2 separate regions of the Homo sapiens genome follow, and region 1 is linked to region 2. The links are chromatin loops, found by intact Hi-C in ENCODE. Cell type or tissue: PC-9. All regions are shown on one strand.

The links. A loop is a pair of places that touch in the nucleus more often than their neighbours do. Peaks named below come from ENCODE experiments on the same cell type or tissue, not always from the same donor. Only the 100,000 strongest peaks of a DNase experiment are listed, where the experiment ranks them.
Region 1: it touches region 2 in a loop (9-fold over the local background); 2 of 110 quality-filtered maps call a loop at or near these places.

Annotation. Positions count from the first base shown.
Region 1 is chr10:48,331,266-48,333,765 of GRCh38, forward strand. All of the region lies in intron 1 of MAPK8 (mitogen-activated protein kinase 8), which reads left to right. Among named protein-coding and RNA genes, the nearest start is that of MAPK8, 26 kb to the left of the region's middle. In PC-9, a CTCF peak has its summit at 1,458 (motif pointing left); DNase peaks (open chromatin) are centred at 386, 1,106 and 1,446; H3K4me3 peaks cover 1,320 bases; H3K27ac peaks cover 2,099 bases.
Region 2 is chr10:48,214,660-48,217,159 of GRCh38, forward strand. The region is part of intron 12 of FRMPD2 (FERM and PDZ domain containing 2); the gene reads right to left. Among named protein-coding and RNA genes, the nearest start is that of FRMPD2, 59 kb to the right of the region's middle. In PC-9, a CTCF peak has its summit at 973 (motif pointing right); a DNase peak (open chromatin) is centred at 1,002.

The sequences.
Region 1 (2,500 bases), 120 kb after region 2:
AAATCTTACAGTCTGGGATGCTACTGTCTTGGTTACACTAATTACCAACCTCATTGGATAGGGAGGAGTCCCCTGCCAGTTTCCATTTTGACCTTCTGCTTTTTGTATAGTAGCCCATCCCAGCCATATTAACTTCGAGAAATGGGGCCAACCCATGTTTTCTTTTTAGATTTTTCTCAGAGTTAACTTTAAGGGTTCCTCAGTGCACTTTCCACTGGTCTTTTCCCCTCCCTTCCAGGGTCTCTTTTACCAATCCCTTGACTCAAGGATAGTGAGTCCACCCCTGTTCAGCTGTTTGCACAGCTATCTTAGTGGGGACCTTCCCAGCTTGGGTGGAGCTTGTCTTCTTTCCAAATCTTAATCAGCACCAAGTTGCCAGGCTGGAAGTGGTGAACCGTGAACTCAAGAGGTGGCATTTGAGTCAGAAGTCCTCTTAACCTAAGGGATGACAGGGTGGAGGATATGGCCAGTATATAATTTCTTAAGCATTGATCCATGGTTTCCATAGTAGGGAGGATCTGTAGCTCTGCCCAAATATGGGTGCCCCTATAATAACTCATAGGGGGATAATCCCAAGTATTTTCTTGGGGCTGTCATAATCCTAAGGAGTACTATTGGGAGACATTTGGTCCAGGGTATTTTAGTTTCTAGATTAGTTTGGTGATTATGCTTTTTGAGAGTTTGATTCATTCTTTCTACCTTTCCAGAGGAAGGGGGATGCCAAGGGGTATGATAATCTCATCTAATTTGTAAACCTTCCATAATTCCCCTTAACACCCTTGAGATAAAGTGGCTCCCATTGTTTGAATCAATATTTTCTACCAGGTCAAATCTAGGTACAGTCTGTTCTAATATTATTTTGACCACATTACTGGCAGTGGCTGTTGGAAGGGGAAAGGCTTCCACCCAGCTGGAAAGGTGACCTACGATCACCAGTAAATATATCAGTCTTCCTCCTTTGGGCATTTCTGTGAAATCTACTTGAATGCTTTGAAATGGTCTTAGTCTGGGAGGTCTTCCTCCTGTGGCCTGTTTTCTGATCACCTTTTTGTTTATCCTTTGACAAGTTACGCAACTTCCACATACTTGTTTAGCAGGGGTATAAATCCCTGTACACCCATACCCTGTTGCATCATGCAGAGTCGGGGATCCCCAATGACTCCTTTTGTGTAATATAGACGTTAGCTCTCTCATCAGGGGTTTACTTATTTTTCTTCCATCGGGAAGTATCCATCTCATCTTCAGTTTGAGTGACCCCTATCCTGTCTAATTCTTCTTTCTTCTCTCTGATAAACTGGGGCCTTAATACTACCTTAGGGATGTCTGGGATCAGGCTAAATAGTCTAATTTCTTCCTCCAGGGAGGCTTGCTTAGCAGCTTCAGCTGCAAACCTGTTTGCTACAGCTTCTGTGGTGTTCCCTTTCTGAAAACCATTTACATGAACTATGGCTACCTCTGCTGGAAGCAAGAGGCTTTCTAAAACCTGTTTGGCCAGTTCCAAATGTACCAATTATTTTCTCCTGCTATTTATTAGGCCCCACTCTGTCCAGATTTTTCCAAAAGTGTGTACCACTTTGGATTTTAAGTAGGCATACTTAAATTCAGTGTATATAGTGCCTTTTTGGCCTTCAAGGAGCTTTAGGGCCTGGTTAAGAGCATAATAATTCACAGGTTTGGGCTAACCAGCAATTAGGTAATCTTCCTTTCTCACATAAGGAGTGTTTATTTCCATCAATGACACCATCACTGTTATGTCCCTTGCCATCTGTCACTGGAGACAGCCCATCCACAAACAGCCTTATCTCATCATGTAGTAGAGCTTCCCTAAGGTCTGGTCTAACTTTGGTTTGGTATTCTATGATACCTAAGCAGTTATGATCTGATGTCTCTTTGTTCTCCTCTCCTTTCCCTAGAAAACTGTCTGGATTCAGGCAAGTATTTGTTGTTACGACCAAGTCATCTTTTTCTAGTAATACAGCCTCATATTTTAGAATCCGAGAATCAGTTAACCATCTTCCAGCTCTTTGATTTAATATATTCCTGACTAGGTGTGGGGTGCTTACTATTAGGGCCCCACCAAAGGTTAGCTTTCTAGTCTCCTCTACCAGCAGGTCTGTGGCAGCTATTGTTTGCACACATTTGGGCTACCCTTGAGAGACAGGATTGAGAAGCTTGGAGACAAAAGCAGCAGGTTGCCTTTTCCCACCCCATATTTGAGTGAGCACTCCAAGGGCCATGCCCTAGTCTACTGTTAGAAACAGGTGGAATGGGTTCTCTAAAGATGGGAGGGCCAGGGCTGTAATGAGGGCCTGGTTTAGCTCTTTCACTGCCTGAATTTCTTCTGAGGACCACTGCAAGTGATCAGGTTCCTCTTCTAATAACTTGACCGGCCGGATGCAACAGGGAAAGAAGAAGGGGTGGGGACACGGGGCAGAGCCAGTCCTCCTGTTTGGGGCCTGGGCCTAGGAAAGCTAACTAGGGGCAGGAAAGGGGAGCCCCA
Region 2 (2,500 bases):
AGGAATATATCCAAGAGAAAAGTCCATATGGGACTGAAAAAGCTCTGCGGTCAAGTACACTTATTTTTATGGCATTTATAAAACAGAAAAATCAGACGCAATTTAAATGATAATAATAGTAGTTATCACTTACATGGTGCTACTGGGTGAATACCCCACAATACAAGAATGAAGAAGTGAAGGAAGACTGGGAAGGCATGGCAGGCTGCCAATCCAGAGGATCACTAGGAAGGCCACCGGAGGACATGTACCATTGAGTGAGAAAGAATGCAAATTGAATGTGGTGAAGTTCACAACTGTGTAAAAACCCCCGCATGTGATCAAGGCAGGGAGAGAATGCACCCAGAGGAAAGTTATTCTGCTGTGATGATGTGATTAAGGAGATTTATTTTTATACTAAATTGTCTTTGTCTCCCTTTTTAAAATGCAAATGTAATCATGTTGCTTCCCTGTTTAAAATTCTTCAGGGGCTCCCAATCTTTCACAACAGTGGTTTCCAAATTATTTTTTTTCAGCACCAGAACCATTTATCAAACAAAACATAAGCCCCTTAGGAGGCCACACTAAGTCTTCCCAGATATAACAGGTGGCCCCCACCCAGCTTCACAGCCACCGAGGCTCAGGCAGCGGACAGGCCAGACTTCTCCTCTTGCCCATTCAGTGACACAGAGAGGGGCTCTCCTCTCTGAGGCCTCACTCAATGACCTTTGAAGTGTCCATTGCAGCACCTGGCATATAGCAAAGCAATGTGAAGTGAGCCCTGGTTGCGCTCTTTCTAGCTTACCTAACCTCACAGAGTCACAACTTTCTCAATGGCAAATGTAAATAGCACCGGCTTTTCCGGGTTGATTTAAGAATTCAATGGTGCCAAGCCCAGAGCAGGCCTCCCATAAATTAAGACTAAGTGGTTGTATAAATGAATGGGTTTGTGTAAACCTGTTGGCCTTTACATACGTGAGAAAGGAAAAAGGTCTGCCTTTGGGGGCCACATGGGGGCAGCAGAGAGCACCTCAGAAATGTCCTCAGGGCACTAGACAGGTTAAGGCTTGGCAGGATCTGGGGATGGGGAAGCAGAAGGAGAATGAGATGACACTAAGCCAGAAGCAGGGTGAGATCAGTCAGAAACTGGACGGGCACAGGAAAGCACCATAATGGAGTGTTGGTGCTGGTCCATTTTATGTGTCAACTTGACTGGGCCATGGGGTGCCCAGATATTTGGTCAAATATTCTGGGTGTGACTGTGAGGGTGTTTTTGGACATGACTGACAGTTAAATCCATAGACTGAGTAAAGCAGATGGCCCTCCCTAAAGTGAATGTACCTCATTCAATCTGTTGAAGGACTGAATTAAACAAAAAGACTGACCCTCCTGTAGAGAAGCAGCTCCTCTCTGCCTGACTCTCTTCATGCCAGTTCTTCTCTTGCCTTTGGATTCAGGCTTGGACTGGAACTGCACCATTGGCCCTCCCGGGTTTACAGCCTGCTAACTACACAGCTTGAGGCTTCTCAGCCTACATAACCACATGAGCCAATGCCTTCTAATACATCTCTAGATAGACAGACAGAAAGACATATAGATGACAGATAGATAATAGACAGATACATAGGCAGATGATAGATACATAGATGATGGATAGATAGATAGATAGATAGATAGATAGATAGATAGATGATAAATAGATGGATATCTTATCAGTTCTGTTTCTCTAGAGAACCTAGACTATTATAGGCTCATAGAGACAGGTCTGGGCCCCTGGAACCCTGGGGCAAGAGACTCTGCTGGACTGACTCCAGGTCTGAGTAAGAGACTATTACTCAAACTCCCACCTGCCTCCAGTGGATCTGGCCTGCTGTCCCCAACAACTCTAAGTGCTAGAGTTAAACTCAGGTTTGACATCCTGTATCTGAATCTACAGACTGAAGGTTAGCAGTTGTGTCATTTTATATCAGAGCACTATAATGCTGGAGGAGGTAGAAGGAAAGCTTGCAAGCAGCAGTTGTCACATGCTAGATACCACACATGAATTGCCATCTTTCACCCTTACAGCAGTTTTGCAAGAGATTGATGATTATTTTCCATTTTGCAGATGAAAAAGCCAAGGCTCAGAGAGAAAACATGCCAAGGCCATATAGCTACTGAACCAGAGGCCACAGCAAGAATGTCAACTGATTCACTGGGACACTCCTGGCTTAGAGCACCCTCCTCCCAGGACTTCCCAATGTAGCACCACCCGAAGCTGGCCTAGGCATGAAAAGGGCCCCAGGCCTGGGTACTGAGGGCAGGAAGGAGTTCAAGGGTAAGCAGTGACAGGGATTGTCAAAAGGGCAGGGAGGAGGTTAAGAGGGCCAGGCCAGCTCTGAGACACTGCCTCCCTGGGGCAGTGTCAGGGGCAGAAAGTGAAGTTCCAGTATCCATGGACCAGGGTAGTCCCAGGAGAGGGGACAGAGGGGAATTGAACTATACAGTCCCCTGACAAGCCAGCTGCTGATGTTCTGATGGA